2 separate regions of the Mus musculus genome follow, and region 2 is linked to region 1. A link is a loop called in an ENCODE intact Hi-C map of the cell type or tissue named here. Cell type or tissue: gastrocnemius. All regions are shown on one strand. Each heading gives the region's core, and the rest is flanking DNA. Links, peaks and the distances in the headings are about the cores only.

Region 1 (7,780 bases), core at 1,684-6,683:
TCCTTACTTGCCTTGATGCTCTGACAAAAGTGACATTAATTTACATCATGGTTGGGGAGCAGCAGGAACTTCAGGGAGCTGAGCCCATTGCTTTGCAGTCAGCAAAAAGAGAGGAATGGATATTCAGGATTAGATAGCTCCCTCCTGTTTATGTAGTCCAGGACCCAAGCCCAGGGAACCACAAAATCTTCCATGTCAATCAAGACACCCTCTAAGGTATGCCAGGTGATTCCATCCAAGTTCTGTCAAGTTGACAATTCATAGTGATACTCACAGGAGCCGTGTCTCCAGTGGACAGTGATGGAGGAGGACACTGATCTGGTCTCCTCAGGTACTTACACACATGCATGTGTACCCACACGAACACACAGACACCACATACCCACACATTTAAATATATATGTACACACACCAGTGGTTCTCAATCTCCCCCGTGCTTCAACCTTTAATACAGTCCCTCATGTTGTGGTGACCCCCAACCATACAATAACTCTAAGTTTGCTGCTGTTATGAACTGTAACGTAAATTTCTGATATGTGGGGTATCTGATATTCGACCCTTAAAGAGGTCACGGCACACAGGTTGAGAACTGCTGACATACACAAACGTTTTTTAAATACTAGGCTTGGACTGTAGCACACTGGTAGAGTGCCTTCCTAGCCTGTATGAGGTTCTGAGCTCCATCCGATAAAAAAGGTGGGTGTTGGCCGGCTGCAATCAGACGGCCTGGTGCACTCTGAGCACGCACTGAATTTGATATAAGCACTCACTGGAGAAGGAACACAGAAACCCAATTTGTGAAGATGGTGCCATCTCAGGATGGCTACTGCAGGACCGGAGAGGGAAGCCAGAGAGTTCCCTGCTTCCCAGGGGTTGGCTGTGAACAGAAGACTGGGCGGGGTAAATAGAAGATGGACAGGCGAGAGCAATTCTAAGCATTCCTCCCCAGGTCTGAGTTAGCCGCGCTGCTGAGGAGGTCGGATCAAGGAGCAGGAAATTCCTAGCAAAGGTTTCAGGATGATTAATAGGTTGAGGGGTACACAGCATCTCTGCATCCTTAACTAAGTGCTTTCTCGTGGGAGCCTAGGATTTTTAGAAGACAAAGACATCCAGAAGAGTCTGGGAACCATGGGGAATCAGTGATTGATCCCCTTGGATTTCAGAAGTAAGGAAAACCCATTACCCAACCTTTTAGGGACCAATATTGAGTTCCTGTTTCGGAAGGTCTCCCTAGGTAATTAAGGGATTGCTGAACGCGCAGAAGGCACTCTTACACACGGGTTAGCCTGCTAACTCTCAGCTCTCACCCTCTGCCACACTTAGATCTTTCCGGAACACATCACACAAACTGCTCACAGGCAGGGCTGCATCTTTTATTATTCACCCAGTGACCGAACACCGACTTCTCCAGACCCCCACCCTAAGGATGCATCCCGATCACAGCTTCTTGCCTTCCCAGCCCCCTCTACCCAATTCCAAATTCCATCGTCGTCGGGGTTGGAAAAAAAAAAAAAGAGTCCACGGCATCCTGGGTTATATGATTTTAACTCTGCCAATCCCAAAGGCTCCAAGTGTCGCAGCTTCCTGCTGGGGAATAGTGACTGAGACATCTCCCTGGGCTACTTAGGTTTGGGGTCGTACCCCCAACCTCCAGTCCCCATGCCTGAGCACCTGAGACAGGGGTTCTCTGTGTAGCCCTGGCTGTGTTGGAATTCGCTGCGTAGACCAGGCTGGCCTGAAACTCCGCGATCTACCTGCTTCTGCCTCCGGAGTTTAAAGGCAAGCGTCACCACGCCCGGCTTTGTTTTTATTTTAAGAACTGAAACAAGTTATCAATTGGAAACTCCCAAGGTATCTCCAGAGAGCTTCCAGAGGCCATTGGGTCTTGAGGTCTCTATGACTTTCGAGCCGTGAGGCTCTGGGGTCGCGATCCCCACAGGGTCCTCCCTATGGTTGTTGGTACTACTCGGTCTGGGACACCCTAGCCGGGGGCGTTCTGGAACCGCTCTGCATTGTTGCATAAACCCTGCTCGTCCCACCTGCGCTGAAGTTAGCCTCATCTCAGGCTCGGCTAAATTCTCCACTAGACAGATGCGAGCAGGATAAGAAACGTAATCGGGAAGGGGCCCGGGATGCAGGCGCCGTATTTAAAGAACACATACAAACACACTTGCAATATCCCTGGTCAGTCGCTCCCCCAGGCGGCGGCGCAGCGCCCTCTGGAGGCAGAGCGTGGCCTTGCAATCCCTGCACGCCTGAGAGCTGTGCGCCAGAGCCAGGGGAACCTGAAGCTTTTGGAGAAACTGCAACAGCTTGGGGAAGGGAGTGAAAGTGTCCAGTAAGTTCTGAGAAACGCCAAGGACAAAGGAAAGGGGTCTTCATAAAGACAGGCTTTCTGTGTTTAGCTCTGGCTGTCCTAGAACACCAAATGGCCCCAAACTCAGAGATCTACCTGCTTCTGCCTCCTAAGTGTTGGGCCATCCTTCAGGGCTCCTCCTTCCATTTTCAATGAATCCCTGAAATCTTCCCGACACAGTGCCACCCGTTACCTACAGTTTGATGTTATTTATTTGTTTGTTTGTTTGTTTGTTTGTTTGTTTATTTTTAAATGCAGGTAGTCTTGCTATGTTGCCTAGGGGTCTTGAAATCGTGTTCTCAAGCAATCCTTCGTCCGCATCCTCTGGAGTAGCCTGGACTCCATGCTTGTGCTCTGGGATGGTGACATTTAACAGTCATGTTTAACCATCGTTGTACTTACAATACCAGTGCAATTTAAAGGTCCCCACCTTCTGGCCACCTTCTATTTTCTTGCTGGTTTTGAGTGTGCTTGTCCCTTGTGGCCCCTACACATTTCTCTGCCTTTCTCACGCGCAGTCACTAAAATGTAGACTATTAACATGCCCATCCCAGTCCAGAGCCTGCAGTTGCCCACTGGCATGTCTGGACCTCTCCTATGGCACTCAGGACCCCAGGGGATCCGTAGGGGGCTCTCTCAGTTCTTTTTTGTACTTCAGTCTGGCAGGATGCAGCCACCCCGCTAGCTGAGGCCCCTCTTCCCCTGTTAACAGGTGCTCATTGCTCTCAGCCTCCTCTCTATCTGGAATTTCTCTTCTCTGGCCACTCCACACTGAACTCAGGCAGGCTCTCCTTGCCTTCCCTCTGAGTCCCTCTTTATTCCATTTATGCCTGGTGGGAATACCTCCAACTTCACACCTTCCTTCTCTTTCGTGTGCTTTCCTGCTGTATCAGTTTTGTATTGCCACACAATCAGGCCACCGCCCCTTGGCTTAAACTGTAGCTTCAAACAATAAACATTTATTTGCTCCAGAGTCTGCGGGCCAGCTGGTGAGCCTTCCAGCCTGCCTCTGCTACAGCTTGCTGATGTGTCACGTGGTGAACTGGCAGGACACGGCTGGTGCTTGGCTGTCACCTAAGGTGAAACCGTGACTGGATCACATGTGCCCCATTCAACAGCCTGGGTCTCTCTCAGGCTTCTTTCCATTGCCAAAGATGTAAGTGCAAAAGCTAGCTACAAGACTTCTTGAACCCCGGGCTTGGAACTGAGACATGCTTACATATTCAGGGAGGTTAAGTCACAAGGCCAAGTCAGACATGGGATTGAGCAAAGACACTTCAACTCCTGCTACAAAGGAGCTATGGAAGACAGCAGCTGCAGTCTAAAGAGATGGTTCAGCCATTAAAGGCTAAGGTTCACACCAAAAGGACAGGAGGACTGCAGCCATTTAGTGTCCAGTTCAGCCTTATGCTCACAAAATGGTGGCTGGCTCCCTCCTGTGACTTGAGGCCACCAACACAGCCATTGCTGCCAGCACTGGCAGACCCCATTGCCTACAGCCCTGGTGCCCGTTGGCATTTATATGACTAGTGGAGGCACCAGGGAAGTGGCCTCGACAGTGCTTTCCTGGTCCCTCGTGGAAGCCTGCTTGTCTGGAACTGGGACCAGTTTGCTGTCACAGGCTCTCTGTGACTGAAGTCAGACAGGCCTGAGGAGAGCTGCTGGCTCTTCTTCCTGTGGCGTCTGGGCATGAGAGGTGGCTTCTCGGCTTCTGGTTTTTGTCTGTAAATAGGAGTGGCCACGGAGCCACATGCAGAACACAAGCCCCATTAGCCTGTGTTTAGAAGGGCATCAGAACTCATACCCCGGGACATCGCTGTGGAGGAAACCCCCCTCCCCCATCCCCATGTATGTCACTCACAGGGTCCTTTCACAGACACTCACCTCTCAGTTCCCTCTGTCCTTTGTGGGGAAGACTTAGGCACTTCTGAGACTTTAATGTCTACCCAGACTCCACTTCCTGGGCCTGCACCCTGGTTTAATTTTAAACCTACTAGCTCTAATATTTAACCCAGAGCTTGGCATGGAGGTATCTGTGCTGGCTAGTCTTATGTCAGCTTGACACAAGCTAGAGTCATTCGGGAAGAGGAACTCTCATTGAGAACATGCCTCCATCAGATTGGCTTGTAGGCAGGTCTACAGTGCATTTTCTTAATTAGTGATTGATGGGGAAGGCCCAGCCCATTGTGCTTCCACCCCTGGATAAATAGCCCTGCGTGGTTGGTATAAGACAGCAGGCTGAGCAAGCCATGGAGAGCAAGTGGGTAAGGAACATTTCTCCATGGCTTCTGTTCCAGTTTCTGCTTCAGGTTCCTGCTTGGCTTCCCTTGGTGATGGATTCGCCGTAAGGTGAACTAAACCCTTTCCTCCTCATGTTGCTTTTGGCCATGGAGTTTTATCACAGTAAGAACACCCCCACCCCCACCCCCACCCCAGGGCTCAATAAAATCTTTTTTTTAAAAAAGATTTATTTATTATATGTAAGTACACTGTAGCTGTCTTCAGACACTCCAGAAGAGGGTGTCAGATCTCCTTACGGATGGTTGTGAGCCACCATGTGGTTGCTGGGATTTGAACTCTGAACCTTCGGAAGAGCAGTCGGGTGCTCTTACCCACTGAGCCATCTCACCAGCCCCTCAATAAAATCTTTAGTGACTTGGGGTTCATGTTAACAAATGCTGAACAGATTAAAATTTCAAGATGCTCTCAATTCTGAAACTTATGAAAGAGATTTTGTTTTTGCTCTGCTGCCAAGGCTGGCCTTGAACTCCTGAGCTCAAGTGATCCTCCTGTCTCAGAGTAGTTAAAACTGTTGGGGAAAAGTTTGAATTTTGGAGCATTTTAGGTCAACTGGTGAAGTCTATACAAACACTCGAGAATCGGAAGTACTCTGAAATCCAAATATTAGGGACTAGAAAGTCCCTGGCCTTTTTGATAAGGGATCCTCAACTGGCAGTTTCTCTTTTCTTTGGGTGAGAGTGTTCTGCTCTGTTCTCAAGCCAAGTCAACTCATGGTGGCTGAAGTTAAGATATTCCTAGGAACTGGGAGGAGGGGCGATCCTCTTTGCCAACATTAGTCACTAGAAAGTGGAGGAAGGCTGGGGCGCCTCATCAGGAGGCACCCCAGCATTTCCATGCTCTCTCCCAGCCCTCAGCTATTCAGGGTTGACAGTGAACCCCAGGTTCTAATGATGGCTTCCTAGGGAGTTCAGATCACAGAGAATTGCCATCCTGCCTCTGCTTCCCCACGCATCTCGGAGTGTTGTAATAACCTGCGATTGCAACCAGTGCATTAGGGTTTTACTGCTGTGAACAGACACCATGACCAAGGCAACTCTTATAAGGACAACATTTAATTGGGGGTGGTTTACAGGTTTAGAGGTTCAGTCCATTATCATCAAGGCAGGAACATAGCAGCGACCAGGCGGGCATGCTGTAGGAGGAACTGAGAGAGAGTTCTACAACTTATTCTAAAGGCAAACAGGAGAAGACTGGCTTCCAGGTAGCTAGGATGAGGGTCTTAAGGCCCATACACATGGTGACACACTTCCTCCAACATGGCCACACCTCCAAATAGTGCCACTCCCTGGGCCAAGTGTATTCAAACCATCACACAGTAGATCCTGAAAGGTGACGGAGGCAGGTTGACTGGATTGAAAGAGACATCAGGTCGCAGAGAGCATGGTGAGAACAGACTCTCCAGACTCTCACAGCTTCTGTGAACCAGCTCTTTAAGTGGGGGAAACCAGGGCTATTACACTTCTGAGGGTGGATAGGGGCTTTCAGGGTGAATGTACAGGATTTTTGTTTTGTTTTGTTTTGTTTTGTTTTGTTCTGTTTTGTTTTTTCGAGACAGGGTTTCTCTGTATACCCCTGGCTGTCCTGGAACTTACTTTGTAAACCAGGTTGGCCTTGAACTCAGAAATCTGCCTGCCTCTGCCTCCCAAGTGCTGGGATTAAAGGCGTGCTCCACCACCGCCCAGCTACTCTGGTGGATCTTTAGGTTTCAAAGGTCCCACATTCCCAATTAGCCAGTATCCTGGGGATGCCTCATTTACATAAGGAGGAATTTCAGGTACTGCTGGACATGACCTTATAAGGGGAGAGGGAGTTTAACTTGGCTGCATGCTATGTGACCTCCTCCGAGGAACAAAGGTAGGGGTGCAGGAATATGTGCACTGGGACACACGGGTCCAGGGCAGGAGGGGAGCAATCCTATGCCTGCCAATTTCAAGATGAGATTTCTGTGGTGTGAACATACCTCAACTCCACTCTTGCTCCGGTGGGCTGCAACACCCTCCTCTGCCACTCCCCCCCCCCCCCCCCGCCCCACATCCCAAGGCTCTCTAGCCCCACAGAAAATGGTGGCACCAAGCACAGATGAAAAGGAACAGGGTGTGACTGGGTGTGCCTGGACGCCATTAGGATATGTTGAGCATCTCACAGAACAAGTTTACATACACCCACATATGTGCCCTTCAGAGTGAGCAGAGACAGAAGTATGCCACAGTGACCGGGGGATGATGAGCATACCCTAGGGCCTCGGGGCTCTTCCCCAAGCCAGGATCCAGAAGACCTATGAGAGAAATCTGGGAGCCAGGTGGGCCAGAGCTTGTAGCACAGGGGGAAAGGGGTTCTTCTGTTATGGCAGTAGAAAGGCATCCTGGACCAGTAAGGGAGAAGATGGAAGCAGAGCCGGGTGAAGAAGGTTGAGTCCCTCACCTGCTTCGGTTTTTCACCTGTTTCATCAGTAGCTACACTCCTCTGAAAGGTAAGTGTGCATCAGTCCATGGCTGTGTTAAAAGTACAGAGGAAAAAAAGCAGGGGGATGGAAGAGAGTGGGTGCATGTGTTTAATGGCAAGTCAGTACTCAGGGTGAGCTTGAGAAAGCAAGTGGGGTCTTGAAGTGCACAATTCTGGGAAAAGGAACTTGAAAACCCAAGAGCAGTGGTTCTCAACCTGTGGGTCGTGACCCCTTTGAGGGTTGTATGCCCGATATCCTGTCTGTCAGATATTTATATTACAATTCATAACAGTAGCAAAATCAGAGTTGTGAGATAGCAAATGAAAATAATTTTATGGTTGGGGGACACCACAGCACGAAGAACTGTATTAAAGTGTCATGGCATAGGGAAGGAAGGTGGAGAACCACTGCTGCAGGGTGTAGATTTACATTCCAAGAGGAGGGCTCTGACTGACAGACAAGGGAGGTGAGGCTGATGTGGCAGGGCTCCAGAGTCACTTGCTAATCGACCACCGGTGGTGGCAGTTTTTGGGAGAAAAGGTGTTCCCAGGCTTAACCAGAATTAACCCAGCGGCATAAAATATCCACCTAGCTATGTGCGGTGGTGCAGGCCTTAGCCACAGGACTCAGAAAGCAGAAGCAGATGTCTCTCTGTGTATTTAAGGCCAGCCTGGTCTACA
Region 2 (6,736 bases), core at 809-5,808, 240 kb before region 1:
AATAAAATTGAACCAAGTATAGCTATGCACACTTGTAGTCCCAGCTGAGGCAGGGGGATCACCTGAACCTCAGTAGGTGGAGACCAGCCAGAGTGGTATTGTAATGCCTGTCTCAAAGAAGAAAGAAAAAAAAAAATGGAGACGCTATTAAGCATTTTTTTGTAAAGGGATGCTTAACTATAGCCCCACCTTAGCTTCCTCCCTGTTCCTCTCGCTGACTACTGTAGCTGCAGGCCAGCAGACTTACATCAGATACACATGTGTAACAGGTCCTGGGAACAAGGGTCCTCATTTCTCCCAAAGTAGTGCTCTTAGCCACTCCACCTCTTACCTGAAGAGCATGCAATCCGTTTTTAGTATTAAATTGATGCTTTAAATAATTGTGCATCTTTTTAGTCATGTCTAAGATAACCAAATTACCAAATCACTTTCTATACTAGCAATTTTATATTAATCTCCAAGTCTCTGACGGGAAGAAAAATACCCAAGTCTTAAAAGAAAAAAAAATTTTTTTGATGAGATCAGAGCAAGGTTCAAAATTAGGTTCATTAGCCAGTTTAAAAATTGAGGATATTGAGCTGGAGAAAGCAGTTAAAAGCACTGGCCACTCCTCCAAAGGCCCTGGAACCAATCCCCAGCCACCCACACAGCAGCTCCTAACAGTCTCAACTCCAATTCCAGGGGATCCAAACACCTTTACACAGATAGATATGCAGACAAAACACCAATACACATAAAAATAAACATTTTTTAAAAATGAGAATGTTGGAGGTCAGGTGTGGTAACTCAACACTCAGGAAGCTAAGGCAGGAGAATTGTCATGAGTCAAAGCACAACAAAGTACAACAGAGTAAGACCTTGTCTTAAAATAAGATAAAAAATTTTGAGAATATCAGCACACTCCTATTTATAAACACTATGTGTCAGAAATGAATACAAAACTGACTGATAGAATAGAAATTCTTGAGGTATTTGAAAGGCATCAGCTACATGCAACATGTATTTCAAAATGGGATTTTTATGTATTCCTTTTATAGATACTTCAGAGCCTACCATTTAATAAAGAAAAACATGAGGCTAGCTAATTGGCTCGGTGGTTAAGAACACAAGCTTCTCTTGCAAAAGACCTGGGTTCGATTCCCAACACTTACGTGGTGGCTCACAACTGTCTGTGACTCCAGTGCCAGGGACTCCAACAGCCCTTCTGGCCTCCTCAGGCAGGAGGCATGCATACGATGTACATACATAAATGCAGACAGATACACATAAACAAGATAAAATTAGATGAACACAGAGAGCTCAGTGGGTAAAGGTGCCTGCTATCCAAGTTGGTAACCTGAGTTCAATCCCCAGGAACCCTGTAAGGGTGGGCGGTCAGAACCAGCTGCAATGTGGTATCCACGCACTTGTAGCATGTGTGCCCTCATGTAGCGTGCTTAGTAATGACTGCTCACATTCAGAAGAGCAGCGCTTGTTCTGACAATGACAGTGAGCGGTGCTTATGCAGACTCACATGTGGATAGAGTGTTGCTGTTACATCTTGTCGCTCGCTCGCTCGCTATGACCCATGCAGCTTGCCCTCACTCACTGTCATTCTGTGCTGTAAGGTGTGGATCCAGAGTTGTATGAGTTAACAACTGCTAAGCTGGAGACCTCCACCTCAAGCCTCAGAGTGACTGATGCATTTGCGAAGCTCATGTCTACAGTGGAAAAGACAAGCACGTCAACCAGGTAAATGAACCTGAACTTAGCCCTAACTTTGTATCCTGGTTTAAATGGCCACAAGCAAAGTATGCAAGAGGCAGCGCTTGTGTGCTACGCTGTATCGTAAAGCCTAGAGAATGTCAAATGGATGTTTAATGATGAGTTTTGTTGGAAATGACTGACAGATGACGTTTTCTTCTCCCCACCCTCATAGAAGATGATTCTGGTGCCACTGGGAACATCCCTATCCTTTCATAATTATGGAGGAAAGCATTTTCCAGAACCAGTTTTATTCTCCTGGGGTTACATTAGCCTCTGTGTTCACTTTGAAGCTAAGACAGAGTAAAGATATTTTAATTTTCAGAACTTTCACTATGTGCACCTAACTTGAGCTATCATCAACTTCTTTACCAAACTTAGGGAGCCTCTCAAGGGACAGTCTTATCTTCTGCTGTCAGAGCCAGAGACAAGGAATGTCCTGTGGACCTTATACTTAGGCTTTAACACAGTTAAGTAACCCGTGCTTTGACAAATTAAACACAGGTAAGCCAGTTCCTAGTAGAAGGTGGTTCAGACAGGAGGACATCACTAGTGCCAGGGCAGGAGCTGATTGGTCAGCTGTCTTCTCTGCTTCCCAAATCATCATCACCCATCTGTATCTTCCAGATGTGTATGTGTCAGTTGCCCACTTTGGGAATTTTAGAATTTCCTATTGAATAACAGACACCATTTAGAGTTAATTCTTTTATTAAAAAAAATCTTATTTTTTTTATTCTTTTTAACTTAAACTTGAATGATTGCAATCTCTTTGGTTTGTTTGTTGGTTTGTTTTTGAGACAAGGACTTGGTGCACAACCCTAGCTGTCATGAAACTTGTTATATAGGCCAAGCTGGCCTTGGACTTAGAACCAACTGCCTGTGTCTCCCAAGTGATGGGATTAAGGGTGTGTGCCACCATGCCACCATGACTTAAAGAATTGTTGTGTCTTTTACTTCATTCCCTACAGGTGTCCATTCTGCAGACACTAATAATTTTTAAAGACTGCTGCCGTTACTCATTTGATGGCTGTAGGTGCCTTTAACCATTCCAGGAAATAGATTTGGAGCATGTAGGTCCTTGTGTCCACAGGTGCACTCCATTGCTGTCACTGACCTGCATTGGGCCCTGACACTGCAGGCCGTCTGCTGGCACCCTGGTTGTGGGAGTTATGCTGTTACTTTCTGAGCCAGTCCCACTGCTGCTTCCCTTTCCCTGCAGTCATGAGAGTTCAACTGTTGTGCCAGTAGGAGGCGCTCTACTCCACGTTGTTAGCCCTGTGCCTTCATTTCTTTAAGGCTCCTAGACAGACTGTACTGCCCAACGTGTTGCTACTGCATCTTCTGAAACAAAAGAATAAAATTGCAGCACACATCTAGGAGGGAAGTTGTAGCTGCCAAAGAGAGTCTCTGTGATAATTATGTGACCTTTCTGCTGTTAGGACACTAGACAACAAACCCAGAGCCTTGCAGACTCTAGACTCTACTACTGGGCTATTTTCTCAGACCCATTTGAACATTTAAAATGAAGTAAGCTGAAAAAAAGCTACAAACTTTGGGGTTCATTTGGAAGAAGGTTTTGTTTGAAAATAGTGAGAAAGATAACCACATGTTACTATTAGAATTTAAAGTTATAAACTATCACCAGAGGAGTGTGAGGTGGTGGTTTTGTTTCTGTTTTGTAAGAGCAGAAGTTGTTATTTTTTTTTATTTCTTCTCTCCCCCCCCCCCAATCAAACCGAAAGCCTCGTGCATGCTGGGCAGATGTTTACAGCAGAGCTCCAGCCCTAGCAGTGTGAGCAATTCTTAGTTGTATGGGGAAGACAGGCGGGCGGCACACAGTATGATTCCAAAAGGCTTTCTCAGTGTGTATTGGTCTGTAGGATTTATTTCTTTTTAAGTAAAAGTTAACAAAATTGTCTTGGCTCTTGACAGTACATCAAAGGTAGAGTGGAATGAAGAGCTAGCGGATAAAAAAGGGTTAAAGCGGTAGTTGCAGTGGATATACTGATGAAGCCTGTAATTTCAGCACTCAAAGCTGAGGCAGGAGGAGCACTTGAGACCAGCCTAGGCCAGAAAGCAAAGCTCTGTCTCTGAGAGCGAAGAAACCATAGTTGGGTTAGGGGAGGAGATTTGACGTGGAATACTTCTCTCTTTTTTCTATTTCTAAAATCGTGTTTATTTTTTGTCAGGGGTGATGGGTTCTGTGCTTGAGCACTGATGCACAGGGGAAAGTCAGAAAACAACCTGTGGGAGTCTGTGCTCTCTTCCACCATGTGGGTCCTAGGGAGCACACTCAAGCTGTCAGGCTTGTTGGAGGCAAGCCTCTGTGCGGCTAAGCCCTCTGAGGGCCCTCCCTCACACTCTTGTCTCAGAGCCTTTGAGTGTGTGAGGGAGCGTGATACAGTCTTCTCATTTATTCTCCTGTTTATTGCTGGTAGGTATTTGACATGCTCTGTTTCTGCCTGGAGCCTTAGACAACCTGGTACCCAACTCTGGAGTGCCTACCAACTGATATCAAACTTTGTACAAACCAAATTGGCATACCACACTATGGCCCAGAATTCCTGAACTTAAGCAATCCTCCTGCCTCAACCTTCCCAGTAGCCACCAGGACTACAGGCTTGTGCCACTGTTCCTGGCTGTGCTGGGGTATTGTTCCCAGGGCCCTGTAGAAGGAAAGCTAACCCAGTAAATCAAAACTCTAGAAGTTGATAATTGAACAGTCAGATTTATATATCAATAAATTCTCAATTGACAAGATGCCCACACAATAATTTCAGAGCCAATTGATAATGATACAAACTGCCCCCCTAGATTAGACAAGTTACCCCAGTTAGTCTTTCCTTCCGTGCATGGTATTCATAGCTGCTGTGGCTATGGAAAGACACGCAGCATCTGAATCATCTTCTTCTTCCTCCATCTTCTTTCCTCTCCCTCCTCTCCCTCCTCTCTCTCCCCGAAACTTTTCAACTCCAGCTTCCCTTCCACTGCCCAGTCACCAGCCATAGCCTTTATTTTACAAGTTAAGGTGGGGAGAAGTTCACAGGAGTCACCTGTGTGCGAGGTTCACTGCTGATTCACTCCTGATCTGCAGTCCCTCCTGGGAAAGCGGAATTAGCATCAAAGTACAAGCAACGCCCGAGCTATGCCAGGCCAGCACTGCACCATGGACCTACATCACCAGCACTTGCTTTGCTGTTAGAGAAATCCAAGTTCTTAGTGTGAAATCCTTCCATCTTCTTGCCCAACTGACCTAACATGGAAAAAGGTTATTTTCTAATTTAAATTAGTGTGTGGCCGGCTGGTTAGTAGCTACAGAGAGGCCACTAAGTGACATTTATATAAGCTAAAGAACTAGTGGCTAACAGACATACTTTGGGGCTTTCAGTTTTGGATTTTATTGATTTAATTAACAAAATGAAACCTGTCCTTCTCACTGTTGTAAATCCACTAGTTTTTAGTAGATTCACAAAGTTGTGCAACTCTCATCATTAAATTACCCCAGAAAATGTTTATTATCATAAAAATCCCCTGTACACGTTTGCCTATTGCAGTTGTAGGTGTGGGTGTGGGTTTTCTGTCCTGAGTTAAGGTCTCAGGCTGGGGTTTTAGCACAGCAGTAGCATTTGCCTAGCATGCACAGACCCTGGGATTGAACTCTGGTACAACATGGCAAAGTGGGCCCAGGGAAGGGAGTTGGGGGTCAGAGGGGCCCTGGGAGGATCATACTCAGGCTCATCTCAATCTCAGCGCTCCTCACTCTCCTAGGTTCATTGCAGATGTGCACACTACTCAGGGGCTTCATGGCTGTGTGTCTGGTTGAGACAGGATCTCCTGTTGCCTCCTGGCTTTGAACACCTGATCATCTTGCCATTCACCTCCAGAGCTCTGGGACATAATGTTTTGTATTCCTACCAGTAACATGAGCTTTCCAGTTTCTCCACATTCTCTCCTCCAAATAGGTTGTAGCTATTCCCGTGGGTGAGAAGTTGTATCTCAGCATTGTAATTTGTATTTCCCTAGTAGCAAAATTGTTGAGCTCTTCTGATGAGCTTATTAGAGTCCATGCTGCTGCCTTCAGGAGTCCACACCTTTGTCAGGATTTGCTGCTCTGTTGTCTTTTCACTTTTCACACCCTGTGTTGACATTCAAACGCCTTTAGTTTTGATGAAACCCAATTTGTTGTTGTTGTTGTTACTCGTGCTTTGGTTGAAGAAATGATTGTCTAATTCAGAATTAGGAAGATCTTACACCTCAGAGTTTATAGTTTATACTCTTACCTGTGGGTTTTTAATGCATTTTGGGTTTGTCTTGGGTTCTTATTGGCTGCTTGGTTCGATTTTTGAAACTAGGTTTCTTTGCGTAGCCCTGAGTGTCTTAGAATTCACTCTGTAAACCAGTATCCTTGAACTCAGAAACCTGCCTGCCTGCCTCTGCCTCCCAAGTGCTGAGATTAAAGACATGTGCTACCTCCTCCCCACTTCTAAATACATTTTAGATGAATTTTAATATAGTGAAAGGTGGGAGAAGTCTACATTCCGCTTCCCCTCCTCTGCCCTACCTAGGGCTAGCCAGTTGTCCTGATGGTTTTTTGAAAAGTTTCTTCCCCTTTTTAAAAGGTCTTGTCATGTTTCTTTTCGTGTGTGTGTGTGTGTGTGTGTATGTGTGCATGCGTGTGCGTGCGTGTGCGCGCACACATGCGCATGAACTGATCATAGGCCACTCTTTCTGGACTTTCATTTGTATGCAGTCCATTAACAAAAAAGGATAAATCTTGGCGAGAAAGCAATAGAGAGCGATACAATTGTTCTCAAATTCTCAAGCATCTGCTTTATGTATTTTAATAAGGATATCTGACATAAATAACTACAAATGCATGCACAAACTTACAGTTGTGTAAACTTTTATACTCAGTTTCATATTGCCTCTGAAAGCCACTGGTGGAACCTAGAGCAATCTGCACAGTTGTCTGGTAGTTAAGAACGTTCCTTGC

The links. Peaks named below come from ENCODE experiments on the same cell type or tissue, not always from the same donor. Only the 100,000 strongest peaks of a DNase experiment are listed, where the experiment ranks them.
Region 2: a loop joins it to region 1, with 5 times the contacts of the local background. A loop is called at or near these places in 28 of 42 quality-filtered maps.

Annotation. Positions count from the first base shown.
Region 1 is chr11:20,449,615-20,457,394 of GRCm38, reverse strand. Gm39606 (a long non-coding RNA gene) reads right to left here and starts at 4,319. Exons shown (of 2, transcript XR_872284.2): 1 at 4,241-4,319; 2 at 1,360-4,078. In gastrocnemius, for the core only: no CTCF peak of the experiment used is centred there; DNase peaks (open chromatin) are centred at 1,690, 2,215, 3,402 and 3,928; H3K4me3 peaks cover 609 bases; H3K27ac peaks cover 439 bases.
Region 2 is chr11:20,687,460-20,694,195 of GRCm38, reverse strand. Aftph (aftiphilin) reads left to right here. Exons shown (of 10, transcript NM_001290545.1): 9 at 1,608-1,731. Among named protein-coding and RNA genes, the nearest start is that of Gm46272, 50 kb to the left of the region's middle. In gastrocnemius, for the core only: a CTCF peak has its summit at 2,979 (motif pointing right); a DNase peak (open chromatin) is centred at 2,963.